Linked DNA regions of Homo sapiens: regions 2 and 3 are each linked to region 1. A link is a loop called in an ENCODE intact Hi-C map of the cell type or tissue named here. Cell type or tissue: GM12878. All regions are shown on one strand. Each heading gives the region's core, and the rest is flanking DNA. Links, peaks and the distances in the headings are about the cores only.

Region 1 (5,439 bases), core at 638-4,637:
AAGGGGTTGAGTTCTTGATTTGATTCTCCACTTGGTCACTGTTGGTTTATAGAAGAGCTACTGATTTCTGTACATTAATCCTGTATCCAGAAATTTTGCTGAATTCTTTTGTCCATTCTAGGAGCTCTCTGGAGGAGTCTTTAGGGTTTTCAAGGTAAACGATCATATTGTCAGCAAACAGTGACAGTTTGACTTCCTCTTTACCAATTTGGATGCCTTTTATTTCTTTCTCTTGTCTGATTGCTCTGGCTAGGACTTCCAGTACTATGCTGAAGAGGAGTGGTAAGAGTGGCTATCCTTGTCTTATTTCGGTTCTCAGAGGGAATGCTTTCAACTTTTCACCATTCAGTATTATGTTGACTGTGGGTGTGTCTTAGATGGGTTTTATTATATAGAGGTATGTTCCTTGTATGCCAATTTTGCTGAGAGTTAATCATAAAGGTATGCCACATTTTGTTGAATGCTTTTTCTGCATCTATTGAGATGATCATGTGATTTTTGTTTTAAATTCTGTTTATGTGGTGTATCACATTTATCGACTTGCATGTGTTAAACCATCCCTGCATCCCTGGTATGAAACCCATTTGATCATGTTGGATTATCTTTTTGATTTCAACACTTCCAAACATGTGATAGATGAGTTGTCTCAGTCACCATGCAGCAGTCCAAATTGTAAATTGTTTACCCACTAATATCATCAAACTACTAAATATATCTAAAGTAAGTACTTTATAGCCCTCAAAATGTTTGTATTAATCCATTTTCACACTGCTGATAAAGACATACCCAAGACTGGGAAATTTACAAAAGTAAGAGGTTTAATGGACTTACAGTTCCACGTGGCTAGGGAAGCCTCACAGTCATGGCAGAAAGCAAAAGAAGCAAGTCACGTCTTACACGGATGGCAGTAGGCAAAATGAGAGCGCTCGTGCAGGGAAACTCCTGTTTATAAGACCATCAGACCTTGTGACACTTATTCACTATCATGAGATCAACACAGGGAAGATTCACCCCCATAATTCAATCACCTCCCACTGGGTTTCTCCCATGACACATGGAACTGGGGGAGTTACAACTCAAGGTGAGATTTGGGTGGGGACACAGCCAAACTATATCAATGTTCTGTTTTATAGTCAATATATCTTTGCTATAAATTCCCCAATGTGAGTTTTTATAGCAAAATAAATCAGTGACATGACAAAAAGGAGTAAATTAGTGAGTTGGTAATTAAAAACAGCATCATCTGTAACCTAGCAATCCAGCATCCCTGGAGTTAGACAAAGGCATCCAATAGCCTTGGTTTTGAGACACTTTGGAGTGTCTTCCACATTAACTTTCCTTGCCCTCAGCCTGAATGGGCCCTCAGCAGTCAATAGTTAAGACCCCATCTTGTGGCCACCATTGATTGGACAGGGCTGGACACTGGACACAAGCTAAACTAATCAGAGACTCTTCTCTGAGAACTTGAAATTAGGATCAAGAATTTGGAATCAAGCGATTTCATCTCTCCACTTGACTAGACTTCTAACATGGTGATTTGAGAGCCATGGGGTCCCAGGTTCTGCCATGAGGACTAGGGAGCAGAAAAAAGTGAGTCTACAAACAGTAAGAATGAGACAGAAATACAGAGAGAAACAGAGGCAAGAGATGGGGGATGTGCCCTATGCTCACAATGGCTTTCCCACTTCCAGATACTTCTGAGGCCAGGCAGTGCTTTCTGCCCTGGAGTTCATTGGATACCCATGTTCTCTTATGAAAGGAATCCTTTATGGGTAGCTTAAGCTGGTTTGTTTGTTTGTTTGTTTGTTTTCACTTGCAACCAAGAAATCCTAAGTAATACAAGTTCTCATTCTGTTGTCTCGGAAAGGGGCATTAGTGACTTCTAAACCTTCCATGAAGCTAACCTAGTTTTAACTAATTTTGATTTATATATGTAAAAAGTAACGCATGAACATGGCACAAGTAAAAAAACTGAAAGTAAAAATCTTCCTCTACCCTCAGTCCCTAAGTAACTGTCCTTAATAGTTCTTTATATATCTTTAACAAAATGTTTATATAGATACAGATAGACGTATTGATATTTTATTTTACATAAATGGAATCATTTTACAAATGTTCTGCTGTTTGGTTTTTATACAGTAATATACCTAAGATATGTTCCCATGTCAGAAAATATGTATCTATCTTATTATTTATGAAGGTTGCATAATATTCCATTGTTTGGAAGTACTGTAATTTATTTAATCTCCTAGGACTTAGATTGTTTTCAGTTCTTTAGTATCATGCTGCAATGTCTTGCCCATGTATCTTTGAGTGCTTTTGTGAGTCTATTTGCAGTAAAAACCCCTAAATTGTAATTGCTAGCACCCATGATTTGTGCATTTTAAATTCAATAAATATTGTTTAACTGACTCCTTCCATGAGTCTAACTCTGAAGAAAGGAGCATTAAAACCTCCTGTAAGTAGAACTAGAAAAGGTGTGGGATAGTGAGTCAGATAAAGCACAGAACACTGAAGTATGAAAGGGAATATGGTTTTGTATGACACAGGCCAAAAGATGCTCAATGCTTCCTCATCTGATATGACCAAGACCAACGAGTTCTTAATGGGCCATTTTGAGTCACCACGATATAGATTTATATTCACCCACATCCTGCCTGGTAGGGTGAGACATGACCAGTAAAACCCAGTCCCCCTGTGGTTGAGAATTTATGAACTCAGGAGAACCCTGGAGACGAGAATATTTTTTTCTCAATCTTGCCTCCCTTCCAAAAGTTCTTCTGAACAAAATGAAAAAATGGGATTTCTCCTATCTAAGAGTTTATTTCACACTTTGTGGTTTAGAGAGCAACATGTCACTCCTTATAGGACTCTGGGGTGGCTATGACAATAATACCCATTTTACAGATGATGAAACTAAAGACAAAAAAAAAAGTGACTTTCCCATGGTAATAGAACAAGTAAGTTTTAAAGCTGGATTCAAGCCAAGGACCTCTGGCTAGAAAACAGTCCTTCTTTAAAGCAACGACACTAAGCTGAAATAGCTGATTTTGACCCCTTAAATAAACCGTTTATTTGTAGCTAGTACAAGCCACCTGTTAAGCAATAGTTTTCCAATTGGGTATTTGGGAGCCATGTAAATACAGTTCCTGTGCATCAGCAGGGAGCTGTCAGGGTTTGAACCTTCAAGTTTCCTCTCTCACATTATTGAGTCAAAACCCATCACATGTTAGAAAAGAATCAACTCCACTTAGGAGAGAGCTGACTGAGCACAGGCTCTTAGGAAAGAGATGAGTAAATACTTCCGATAATTAGACAAAAAGTCCTAAATTAGCAAAGCTTTCTGAGAAATTTTGACATGTTAGGAAATCCTCAGAACTATAGAATTGCTTTTCTGCAACCACTTACCTTCCCATTCCCTACTCCCAGCACATAACCATCAAGCAACCAAATGTCCATGAGGTCGGAGTTCTGTTAACAAACCAGCAGCAGTAAATGCTGGCCCATGGGATGCCACTCTCTGTGTCCAGTGGCCTTGGATCTCCACGAGGAAACACAGTTCCCTCAAGTGACAAGAGCTCTGCCTTACAATCATGAGTGTTAAAAATAGATGTGTACATGCAAGAGGAACAACCATGGGAAGTGGTTTTTGGCATTTCCTGTGGTCATATGTGCATCTGTTACCCGCCAACTGATTTCTAGAATGTGATTACAGATAGCTTACAGTAACAATTTTTATACCAAATGCCTAACTAATAAAAACATATGACTCTTCAGAAGTACAAATGCAAGGTATGGTGAGGAATTGAAGAAACAATCAGCATGATTCAGATCCTAAAATAAAATAAATCAGCACAGATTACATGATTCTATATTCCAGGTGTTCTCCTCCCTTCCTTCCACTTTTGATCTACACACTTTCCATCAGTGATCTCATTCAGAACCATGGAATTAAGCATCATCATTACCCTTATAATACCACAACTCCCTCTCCAGCCCTAGATATCTCCATTGAGCTTGAAGCTTGTATAGCCGACTCCACCTTAATATCTTCAAATGATTGTCCAATAAGTATCTCAAACTTGACATAAACAAAACAGAACTTTGTGGGGGTTTCTTCCCCAAAAACCCATTTCTTTCCCATTCTTTCTCAAATAAGTAAATGGTAACATCCTTCACCCCAGTTCACATACACACCTCTAACAATTTTTGTTCATCCCATCTTTTTCCTCATATCCAATCCATCAGCAGGTCAAGCCACATGTCTCCACATCCATGGCTGCTCTTCTAGTCCAAGCTTCCTCCATCTCTTGCCTGGATTACTAAAACAGACCTGCTTTTATTCTTGATTCCTGGCAACCCATTCTCCCCTGCCTAACCCCTCCATCTTCCATCACACTTAAGAAAAAAAATGCCTGGCCAGGCACAGTGGCTCACACCTGTAATCCTAGCACTTTGGGAAGCCAAGGCGGGCAGATCACCAGGTCAGGAGATCAAGACCAACCTGGCCAACATGGTGAAACCCCGTCTCTACTAAAATACAAAAAATTAGCTGGGTGTGGTGGCACGCCTGTAGTCCCAGCTACTCAGGAGGCTGAGGCAGGGGAATTGCTTAAACCTAGGAGGCAGAGGTTGCAGTGAGCCGAGATTGCGCCACTGCACTCCAGCCTGGGCGACACAGCAAGACAGCAAGACTCCGTCTCAAAAAAGAAAAAGAAAAAGTAATGCCTTACTAATACCAGCAATGCCATACAGAATCTAGCCTCTCCTCCTGTCTGAATTACCTCATACCTCATTCCACTCCACAAATACCCAACATGCCTTGTTTCTGCTCCTCAAACATAACAAGCTTGTCCCTTAGGGCATTTGCTTCTTCCTCTCCCTGGAATGCTCTTCGTCCAGATCTTCATATGGCAGGTTTCCTTTGTCATTTGGGCTTCATTTCAACAGTCATCTCGCAGGCCTTCCTTGAGCACCCAAATCTATGTTGTTCCTTCTACCCTTCAGTCACTATCACATATATCATGTTACCAGGTGTTTTTTTCAACATGGCTAAATTATCTTTTCTTCTTCTTAATTTTTGGTTTCCTCCATTAGAATGTAAACTCTTGAAGTCGGGGGCCTTGTCTGCCTAGCTCTTTTTTTTTTTTTTTTTTTTTTGAGACAGAGTCTTGTACTGTCTCCCAGGCTGGAGTGCAATGGCATGATCTCGGCTCACTTCAACCTCCCCCTCCCAGGTTCAAGCAATTCTCCTGCCTTAGCCTCCCGAGTAGCTGGGATTACAGGTGCCCACCACCACGCCCAGCTAATTTTTTGTATTTTTAATAGAGATGGGGTTTCACTATGTTGGCCAGGCTGGTCTCGAACTACTGACCTCGTGATCTGCCTGCCTCGGCCTCCCAAAGTACTGGGATTACAGGCATGAGCCACCGAGCCCAG
Region 2 (5,439 bases), core at 872-4,871, 390 kb after region 1:
ACCATGTTGTATGTGGGAGCAGTTACAGAATTGTTAGGTGACAGGTGGCAGGTTGGATTTGACGGGCAGGTCATAGTTTGCCGACCTTGCTTGAGAACATGAAGAAGGCATGAGGCTGTAGTATGTCAAGTGAGGGCGTGAGGTCAGAGGGGCAGGAACTGGGCCCTGGAGGGCCTTGTAAGTAATTCTCAGAGCAATGGGAGGCCACTGAAGGGCTTTAATGCCATTTCCGTTTTTCAAAGATCACTCTCGCTGCTCTGTAAAGAGGGGGTTATGGCAGCAAGAGCAGATGTGAGAAGATGTGTCAGGCGGCCAGTGGAAGTGCCCAGGTGAGAGGTGGAGGTGCCCGGAGCTTCGGTGTGGCAGTGAAGATGGCTGTGGAAGCTGAAGGACACTCTGCTGGGGAAAAAAAGGACTTGGCAGTTAACAATCATCCAGGCTTCTCTTCCTTTTTCCCCCTTTATGCTTAACTATTTAAGCTACTGCAGAAAGACTTAAAAATGAAAGAAGGTAGGAACATAAAATGGTAAAATGGTGCAACTTCTTTGTGAAACAGTTCGGCATTTCCTCAAACACTTAAACACGGAATTAATATGACCCTGCAATCCCACTCCTAGGTATATCCCCAAGAGAACTGGAAACCTACGCCCTCACAAAAACCTACACACATGTTCACAGCAGCATTATTCAAGCAGCCAAAAAGAGGAAACAACGTGCCCATCTACTGATGAATAAGCTTACATAAAATGTGCTATATCCATACCATCGCACATAAAAAGGAAGAAGGTTCTGACATGCTACAATGTGGATGAACCTTGAAAACATTATGCAAACTAAAGAATCCAGTTTCAAAGATCACATACTATATAATTCCATTTGTATGAAATGTCCGGAGCAGGCAAATCTAGAGAGACAAAGTAGAAGAGTGGTTGCCTTGGGCTGGATGGAAATGGGTTGTGGTAAGTGGGGCATGACTGCTAAAAGGTATGGGGTTTCTTTTGGGGGTGATGAAAATATTCTGGAATTATATAGTGGCAATGGTTGCACAACTCTGAATATACTAAAAACCATTGAATTGTACATTTTAAATGGGTAAATTGTATGTTGTATGGCTATCTTAATAAACCGTTAAAAAATGGAAGAAGGCTGCACTCACCAAAAGGAATCAAAAAGAAGACAGAAGCATATACATAACTTTTGATAGTTTAAAACAATTCTGCCCCTGAGATCAGGAGTCCTTTGTGTTGTCAGAGGGAATGGTTGTTAGAAACATGATGATCCCCTGCCCATATGAGCAGTGAATTGGGACTTAGAGGACAGACCTTTAAGCCCTGGATTCACCTGTCAATGTAGGAATCTCTCAAATCCTGCTCTTCTATAGGCAGAAGCCCCTTCCTTGCTGACAAAGCAGGGGGGCAGAAGCCCAAGCAACGCAGCCCATTCTGGTTTGTCTTCTGCAAGGGCCGTGTCATGTTACGGCAGGGCCAGGACTCCGCCGCCTGGGCCTGTGTGGGGGACACTCACCAGTGAAATGGCTTTGGACAGCCTTCAGCAGACCCACTGCACCTGCAGTCTGCTGGGGCCTGCAAGCACCAGCTGTGGACAGGAGAGGTGGCTGGGCTGGCTGTTCGTGCATTTTGATTTATAAAGGGCCTAGATGAAAGTTAATGGAGCAAAGGCTTAAGGACAGTGCTTGAGGCTTTGAGAACGATAAAAGGGAATGCAGACTCAGACGCCCACATGCAGTTCTGGGGTAATCCCTCCCACTCCTGCTGACCCAGAAGGCCAAGGGTTGAGTGTGACCTGGGAGAGACCCTCATGTTCTGTGCCTTGTTCCCCCTTTTGTCTACCTGTACCTGATGGATATCTCTGCTATGCTGAATGCAGGGGCTGGGCACACACAATGGCAGCCCCTGTGGACGTGACTACAGTCAAGGGCTGGTCCCCAGGAACTCATCTCTGCTCTGGCCTGGAATGTGTTTACAGATGCAGCCAGGACCCACGGAATCAGGTGCAGCACCCACTGCCCAGACAAAAGTGAGGAAAAACTGTCACTGTGAACTATGAGAGCATCAGGGCCTTTTTCGAAGATGGATACAATGATGATGATGGTTTTAATAATAAAAATATTAATTTAGTGAATGCTTAATACATGTTGAGTACCATTTTAAACATGTGATGTGTATGATCTCTTAAAGCCACTTCCAGGTCCTGGGCTGGGTCTTTTGCAGGCACAATCTCATTTACAGTGGTAACAACTCAACATGGAGCTGATTACACTAGTCCACTCTTCACAATGTCTCCGGAAGTCCTGCTGCTGCTATTTTATTTTGGGAAAAGACACAGAAACCAACACACACAGACGCACACACACTTTTTTTCTTACCCATTGTATTGAGATTTTCCCTCGGGAGGAGCTTTGAAAATGCCAGTTATTTATGTGCTCCCCTTGCCCCCGCCCCCCGCCCATATCTTTGTGAGGGGATGAGAAACTCACCGTTATCGAAGACCGTGCCTGCTGTGAACGAAAGTTCTGAGTCATGTTCAGCTTTGCAGGCATACAAGGCTTTTGCCTTCCGGAACGGTGTGCTGTGTGAAAACAGGAGTTTATTTAACATTTTTGAAAAAACCCTTAGAAAGCCCCAGACATTTCATCTCTCTTCTTCCCTTTCCCTGTAAGCTACCTAGTCCCCTCTCGTGGGAAGTGCCTGGCAAGGCAGCCAGATGGCAAGACATGAGGTGGGAAAGCTGCAAAGATCACAGGAGAAAAATGAGAAATATTCAGAGAAAAGCCATAAGCTTCAAGAAACTACACTTTTTGTGGGGTCACCTTGTGCCATGTTAAAACTTTACCTGGGAGTTACAACAGCCAAACAGCGGGAGGGCAGGCTGGGCCCCATTTTTGGAGCAGGAGTGCCTTGGGGGAAGGGAGGGAAGCAGGGGCAGGAAAGAAGTTCCAAGCTGCTCTGGGGAACACACTCCCAACAGAACCTGTTGAAAGCTGGCAATGCTCAGTGAGTCAAAAAGAAGAAATTCCAGCAAAGCCAAGTTTCAGTTCCAGGCCACGGGCGGACATGAGCTCTCCCAGATGTTCCTGATTTCTTACTAGACTGGGTCTTGCTGGTGAGACAGGATTCCAGAGCTGGAGCTCTCCAACCCCCAGGGGAGGGAATAGACAAGGTGCATGAGGGCAATTACACATGTGTGTGCATGAGCACACACGTGCACCTGTATGGGGAGTGTGGGGAGGAGGAAGAAGGGAGAGGGGACATGAGGCATTTTTTTTGGTTTGTTTTTGCTTTTCTCATGTCCGTTGAATGTTTACAATCACTCTCACTGTGCATCCGAAACACCTGGGGAGCATTTAGAAAATGCAGATGTCTAGGTTCTACCCAGATATGCAGATATTATACAGGCATCAGTAGTTTTTGTTTGTTTGTTTAGACGGAGTCTTGCTCTGTCGCCCAGGCTGGAGTGCAGTGGTGCGATCTCGGCTCACTGCAAGCTCCGCCTCCTGGGTTCACGCCATTCTCCTGCCTCAGCCTCCCGAGTAGCTGGGACTACAGGCGCCTGCTACCAAGCCTGGCTAATTTATTGTATTTTTAGTAGAGACAGGGTTTCACCGTGTTAGCCAGGATGGTCTCAATCTCCTGACCTCGTGATCCGCCTGCCTCAGCCTCCCAAAGTGCTGGGATTACAGGCGTGAGCCACCGCGCCCGGCCAGGCATCAGTATTTTAAAAAAGCTCTCCAAGTAATTCCAACGTGCAGTGAGGGTTGAGAACCACTGTTCTAGAGCAGAAGGTGGCAAACTTTCTCTGCAAAGGGCCGGGTGGTAAATATTTCAGGCTTTGTGAGCCACATGGTCTCCATCGTGCAGAGTGATCAGAGTAAATGGTTATCTCGAATTTATTGCTGGGCCATAGTTTACTGTTGTTCCCTCTGGTTTTCTAGGAGCCAAGAGATGATGGCCAGGTGGGAAAACATTGGGAAAGTGGGGGAAAATGAAGTGGGACCCCTGGGAACAAAGGAAAGAAGAGTCCTTAGTATTCACCAGCTCCAACAGGAAAACAGCTCTTCCTGGCTAATTATGATGACAGAATAAAGTTCAGGACAAGGGGCACTGCCTGTGAGCCAAAGAAACCGAGTCTATGTATTGGCCAGCAAGGACCAAACATCCTATGTGCAACTTTCCAGGGAGGAATATAAGAGGCATTTTTTTTTTTTTTTTTTCTTGAGAGGCTGGGAAGCAGACAGGAGGAGTGACTTGGCTGTGAAAAGTGCTAAAACAGATAAAAGACTATACTGACAGGCAAATGGAGCCTGTTATGACACTGACATTGAAGGTGAAAGGAGAATCCAGTTCACATTAGCCAGGGTCTCAGAGACCAGGTTTTGAGGCAGTATTTCTGCCTCTTGAGGACAGGGCAGAGCAGGTGGGTAAAAAGCAAAGAGACCAGGGAAGGGGGACTAAAAGTAAGGGAAACAGCATCTGAGGAAAGGCTCCTCTGACTGGATTTTCACAAACATTATTTATTAACCTCACTAAACAAGGATAATGGGACAAAACAGGGGCAAGCTGGAAAACCAGCAGGGGTATTTGGCAGCCAGAAATAAAAGGGAGTGGTCCAGGTGCCCAAGATTATCATTCAAAAGGAGTAACATTCCATTGATATTAGGTTTGTGAAATTGAATAATGAAGTGGCAATAACATAGTACGTTAAAAAATAACAAACTAGGCACTGTGGCACATGCCTGTAATCCTAGCACTTTGGGAGGTGGGAGGATTGCTTGAGCCCAGGAATTTAAGACCAGACTGTAGAGACCTCCATCTCTACAAAAAAATAAAAAAAATTAGCCAGGCATGATGGGACACGTGTGGAGTCCAGGTTACTTGGGAGGCTGAGGCAGGAGGATTGCTTGAGCCCAGGAGGTGGGAGCCGCAGTGAGCTGAGATTGCACCACTGCACTCTAGTCAAGTGAGACCCTGGCTCAAAAAAAAAAAAAAAGTAAGTAGGTAAATAAATAAATAAGCAAGCCAAGAAAGGGCCTTGTTTTTTTCTCAAGTTGATAGGCAACTGACAGTCTATGGGAGGGCTTTTCCCTTGAGATCTCCCTCTACTGCTTTAGGATAGGCACAAAAATGGGAGAAATGACAGAAGAGGTGCTTTTAAAGGGGGCCATTCCTGTTGCCCAAGGAATAGGAATGGGTAGGGTTGCCAGATAAAATACAGGACACCTAGTTAGATTTGGATGGCAGAATAAACAATAAATATTTCTTTAGTATACGTTATGTCCCAAATATTGCATGGGACATACATATATGAAAAAATTTTTGTTGTTTATCTACCATCCAAATTTAACTGGGTCTGCTGTATTTTTATTTTATTTGCTAAATCTGGCAACCCTACCCAAAAAGTCTTATCTTCTTAAAAGCTTGT
Region 3 (5,439 bases), core at 872-4,871, 150 kb before region 1:
CCAATGTCGTCATCTTTCTAGGAAAGCACACAGTCAATATCCTGGGATTCTTTCTCATCATACAGGATCTGCTTGCAAAAGTCATACCACTGTCCCCCGGTCCTCCTTATTTCCTTTTTGATTGCATACTATCACCCAAACCCAAAACGTTATGTCACCTTTGGCAGCTCCTTCTGGGCTCAATCATTATTTAATTAGCCAGCCAAGCACTGTAGGATTTGTTCTCTGCTTTCTACTTCCACTGTTCTGTTCAAGCTAAGGTCCTGGAAATCTGCTGCAAAGACAGTGGCCTCCTAATGATTTCAAATTTCAGTCTCCAGTGCTTGTTTCCACATTCCCAGATAAATATTCCTAAAGGAATGTCCCTTCTAATTATGTCATTTCACTGCTTTCCTTTGTTCACCATGGCAAGTAAAAATTCTTCACATTCCCCTCCCTCTTCTCATTTTATTTTCCTTCTCTTCCCTATTCCTATACCCTTCCTTTACCTTCTAATCTAGGACACTTGCTGTTCTCCAACAAACCTTGCTCCCCCACCTCCATGTCCTTAATCTATATTTGTTCTTTGAGTAGAAAATTCTCCTTACGGGAGCCTCATTCTTGCGTGCTGAAATATTGCCTATGTAAAATAAAGTAATAAGATATGGTGATTTTAAAATATGGCCACCCATTCGTTAATGTGTTTCTCTTCAAAAGAGGGAAGGGAGTCTAATTCCCTTCCTCTTGAGTGTAGGTTAGACTAAGACTTGATTTGAATGAATAGAATATGGTAGAAGTGACACTGTGTAACTTTAAGGTCATAAAAAGCATTGTGGCTGCCTTCCTGCCTCCCCTGGGAAGCTATCTGCTATGTCATGAGAATACTCTATGAAGAAATTCTATGGACAGGACCATGTGGCAAGGAACTGAGGCATCCTGCCATGTGAGTGAACCATCTTACAGCCCCACCAAAGGCTCAGATGACAGCATCCCCAGATGACACCTTGACTGCAACTTTATGAGGGACCCCGAGCCAGAAGCATCTAGCTAAGCCACTCCTAAACTCCCAGCCCACAGACACTGTGATATAATAAGTGTTCATTGTTTAAAGCCATTGTATTTTGGGATAATTTCTTATTCAGTAATAGATCATTAATACAATAGTCATTTTTTATTATTTCAACAAGAATTTATTGAATGCATTTGATATGTTGGATTAGAACCCAGGGCCTGGGAATGCAGGAGTGAGCTTACAAATCTGGTGTCTGCTCTTAGGCTAATTACAGTCTGGCAGGGAAACACACACTAAATGAGTAATTACTTACATAATTATCTAATTACCATTATGGTAATATCTATAAAGTAGGAGACAATTGAGCCATGATAACATTAACTAATCTGCTTTGGCAGAGTTGGGAAGACTTCTAAGCACTAAGACTTCTAGGAGTCCCCACGTGATGGTCCAGGGCTTTGAAGAGGCCTTTGGGCAGCAGTAGAATCCAGTGGTTAGAAAGGTGATCTCTAGATCCAACTGCTTGGATTTGAATCATCTCTGGCTCTTAGTAATTGCATGACTTCCAGCAACTTTCTTACCTCTGACCCTCAGTTTTCTCATCTGAAAGTGGCCATAATAATCATTTTTGGATGGACTAAATGACTCATACATGTGAGGCATCTAGAATAGTGTCTGGCATGTTGATTGTGCTCAATAGAAATTAGCTACTCCATTTTGAGTTTCTCTGCCTGGTCCATTTTTGGATTCTAAGTCAATGTACCTAGCCCATCACTCTTAAGTCCTAACTCCATCTCTGTATGACATAATTGTGAATCCTGTTTCATTAACCCAAAGCCATAAGAAGTCACCTTCTTGGAACATAACTTTGGGTGACACACCAAGTTGACACCTGGGATTGAGAGGTTTTAGGGTGTTAGAAGCAGAAGGACACCCAGGAGGTCCTTACAAAACTCTTGCATCATGCCAGCTCAGGAACAGACCTACACAAACACCACAAATTCTTTGCCTCCAGACTTGCACAATTTGTACAATTTTTAGTATTATACAACTAAGCCTTCTAATATAGCAAGAGACTTCCATCCAGATCCAATTAAAGATTTTTTTATGTCATCACTGCATTTTCCTCTAAATGCTTAAAAAATGCTTGTCATGCAGTGAAATGTAATAGGACACAGAAGGAAAAGAAATTAGTTGCAAACACTTTGGCTCATACAAATGAATGAAGATGTATTTTTAAAGGATATATCCAGGCAAGATTAAAACTCAGAATAGCCTACCCATGTGATATGAGTCAGCACCACACAAATAACATAGATGGTAAACTGTACACCTCCTAACACATGAACCAAAAGTGCCTATAAAATATTCTGAACTGACAGTTGGAGTGTGTGGCTGTAGCTACAAAATTAAACACACACAGACACAGACACACACACACACACACAACAATAGATAAGGGGAAAACGTTCATTCAAGTGTATGTTGGTGCTGTGCAAAGTGTTTGATTTTAATTGAGCTTAAGCCCCCTTTTCTCTGTCTCTCCTCATCATTTAACCATGCCTACCCTGAAACTTAGACAAATCTGGATCAGAAAATCATTAAGACACCCCCCAAAAATAAAAGCTTAGCTACTACCCTATCCTGCTAATTTGCTTATTTTTCCCCACTCATTGTTTGCTAGTATCTCTTCCGATTATCTCCTGTAGTGCCAAACATTTTGTGTCGAACAGCAAATTCTGCCTTTTACATTATCCAAAATAATTGTTCTAGACGGGATGGGGAAATATCATTTTTCTACTCAAAACAATTTCCAGATGAACAATCATGACTTGCACTACTCATATGCAACAGGCTTTTCCAGGCATTTTTGGCACGAGAGGGAACTCATAATAATGATACTGAAACTGTTAGATGCACTGAAGTGTCCGTTGAAATGAACCACACCACCAAACTTGACATGCAAAATGAACATATTTTGTTAGCTCACTCACTTCAGGAGAGCTGTAATTCACTTTAAGAAATTAGAGATTTCCTTTGACCAGGCCTATGAGGATGAGGTGGAACTAAAAGCTGTCAACAGTCATTCTTTCCAAATTGCTTTGGCCATTCTGCACAGGTTTATGCACATAGTGCACTCAGAAGCAGTGAAATAATTCCAAAAGCATGGAGCTGTATCAACGGATCCCAGTGAAATGCACAGGCAATATTTGGGGTCATAGATGAATTTATATCAGCAAAACTTTAACCCATGTTCCCTGAGCTACTCGCAACTCTTAGTGTGGACTTTTTAAAGACATGGTCACGCTGAGGTCGGTGTTGTGGTAAAAGGTACATTGCATTCCAGAAAGATGTTATTTTGATTCACAAAATGTGTATTTATTAAGACTTTTTTCCACAAGTAATAGAGATTCTCCTTGGCTTAAATAAGAATGGAGAATTTATTTTAAAGACACAGGTTTTACTTGAACTTTAGGTCAAGACACAGCCAGTTCTTGCAAGAACTGGACACAGTAAGCTAGGTAGCATTCTTTCTCTCCTGCCCCTGTGTGTGCTGCTCGGCACTGGGATCTTTGCCTTGGCAGCCACAGGCCTCCCAATAGCAGCAGCTGAATCCAATATGCAGTTTTTCAACATATGCAGCACCAGCTTCATTTCACCCCCGTAAGTACATCAGCCCAAGCACTGGCTGGCCAATGCCTCCTCCTCAGAAATCTAAAACTAGCTCCATAGAGTGCTTCCTCTGAGCTACAGCTCTGGGGCCCCTCCTCCATGCTTCTAAATTGTCATCATTCCAGTGTCTTCCTTTTGGGCCTTCAGCCCTAAGAGTGATAGCTGCTTCCTATAATTGCTACCTCCAAGTTTTTTCTTTTTGGTTACATAATTGGCAACTTTAGATCTAGTTAACATTTCTTTGTATTAAATTATTTCTTTTTCAAATAACTGGAGAGTTTTCTGTCTCATTGGACCCTGACTGATGTAGGTGTCTATTATTGAACTACATTACTTCTGCAGTCCTTCTAGCTTTAAAATTTTCTAATACATAAATACACTTTGGTAAATGACAAATATTATATGATTATAATAACAGTAGCTGAGCATTAATGACAAATGCCTATACTCTAAGGGCCATGATCAGAGGTGTACTTTGGCTATCTCATTTAGTCCTCACAATAATCCTATGTGGCATGTCACATGCATATTCTTTGCAGAAGAGGTAACTGAGGTTCAGGGAACTTGCACAGCCTATGCAAGACGGAAGGCTAGTAAGTAAGTGATAGAGCCTAATATTCAATGTGGTTACTGGTTCTTCTCTTTGTTCTTTTCAACCAGCTCTCATAGCACTTAACCATGGTGTAGTAGTTACTCGATTTCATGACAGTTCCCCTCAGGCAGAAAGATCAGAATAAGAGCAGAGACCAAGGTTTTATCTAGCTTTTATGTCTAATGTAGTCACTAGTATGGAAGGCCCACAGTAAATGTTTGTTGAGTTGAAGTTTGAAACTTGAAGAAACCAATCTGGAGGATTTGAAAAGACAGAATGACTCATGAAGAGAAGTTAAGTCCTAGAGCTATTTGGAGCAGCCAATTGAAATGGCTTTCAAAACAGATGCAGGCCTTGGCATCTAAACAGTATGATTGTGTGCCCAGGAAAGGAGAATTTCATGCAAGTTACTTTGTATGCAGGATCCAAGTAAGTTTTCAGAAACTGATGTCAACCCAAGAAGGGTGGACCTGAATCCCAGAGAGAAAAGTCTTCGTTATGAACACACAAGAGACCTCTGGTTTGAACTAAAAACTCCAACTGATATTAAGTGGAGGACATATAATTTCCTAATTCAAACATAATTTTGCCCTAAGATGTCATTATACTTTAAAACAGTAGATCGGGTGCGGTGGCTCACGCCTGTAATCCCATCGCTTTGGGAGGCCGAAGCGGGCAGATCACTTGAGGTCAGGAGTTCAAGACTAGCCTGGAGAACATGATGAAACCCTGTTTATACTAAAAAATATAAAAAGTTAGCTGGGCGTGGTGGCAGGCGCCTGTAATCCCAGCTACTTGGGAGGCTGAGGCAGGAGAATTGCTTGAACCTAAGAGGTGGAGGTTGCAGTGAGCCGAGATTGTGCCATTGCACTCCAGCCTGGGTGACAGAGTGATACTCTGTCTCAAAAAAAGAAAAAAACAGTAGTTGGTCCACTTTTATATGGCCATAAGGAGACCCAATGGCGTTGCTTTTATGGTGAGATAAACCCTAGTTCCTGGGAAGTAATAGCAGACAGTGACCCAAACTATAGTGACATTAGCAGAAACCCTTTCAATTAGAGATTATCCCAAGGCTTCATCTAGTTAGGGTGCAGCATTTCCTCTTGAGAAAAGTATAACCATTTTTCTCTAAATTGGATGGCTTAACTATTACCACATCGGTAAGTTATACAGTTGAAAATTT

The links. A loop is a pair of places that touch in the nucleus more often than their neighbours do. Peaks named below come from ENCODE experiments on the same cell type or tissue, not always from the same donor. Only the 100,000 strongest peaks of a DNase experiment are listed, where the experiment ranks them.
Region 2: it touches region 1 in a loop (4-fold over the local background); 1 of 110 quality-filtered maps calls a loop at or near these places.
Region 3: it touches region 1 in a loop (2.7-fold over the local background); 1 of 110 quality-filtered maps calls a loop at or near these places.

Annotation. Positions count from the first base shown.
Region 1 is chr5:143,603,701-143,609,139 of GRCh38, reverse strand. No RefSeq gene overlaps it. Among named protein-coding and RNA genes, the nearest start is that of MIR5197, 73 kb to the left of the region's middle. In GM12878, for the core only: no CTCF peak of the experiment used is centred there; DNase peaks (open chromatin) are centred at 2,569, 3,351 and 3,629; H3K27ac peaks cover 1,806 bases.
Region 2 is chr5:143,211,147-143,216,585 of GRCh38, reverse strand. ARHGAP26 (Rho GTPase activating protein 26) reads right to left here. Exons shown (of 23, transcript NM_001135608.3): 22 at 2,498-2,589. It overlaps LOC124901099 (a long non-coding RNA gene), which reads left to right. Exons shown (of 2, transcript XR_007058981.1): 2 at 1,987-2,149. Among named protein-coding and RNA genes, the nearest start is that of ARHGAP26-IT1, 21 kb to the right of the region's middle. RefSeq lists enhancers at 1,076-1,624, 1,625-2,173, 2,753-2,802. In GM12878, for the core only: a CTCF peak has its summit at 2,689 (motif pointing left); a DNase peak (open chromatin) is centred at 2,545; H3K4me3 peaks cover 422 bases; H3K27ac peaks cover 3,921 bases.
Region 3 is chr5:143,756,433-143,761,871 of GRCh38, reverse strand. No RefSeq gene overlaps it. Among named protein-coding and RNA genes, the nearest start is that of HMHB1, 53 kb to the left of the region's middle. RefSeq lists an enhancer at 1,706-1,765. In GM12878, for the core only: no CTCF peak of the experiment used is centred there; DNase peaks (open chromatin) are centred at 1,624 and 2,931; H3K27ac peaks cover 3,182 bases.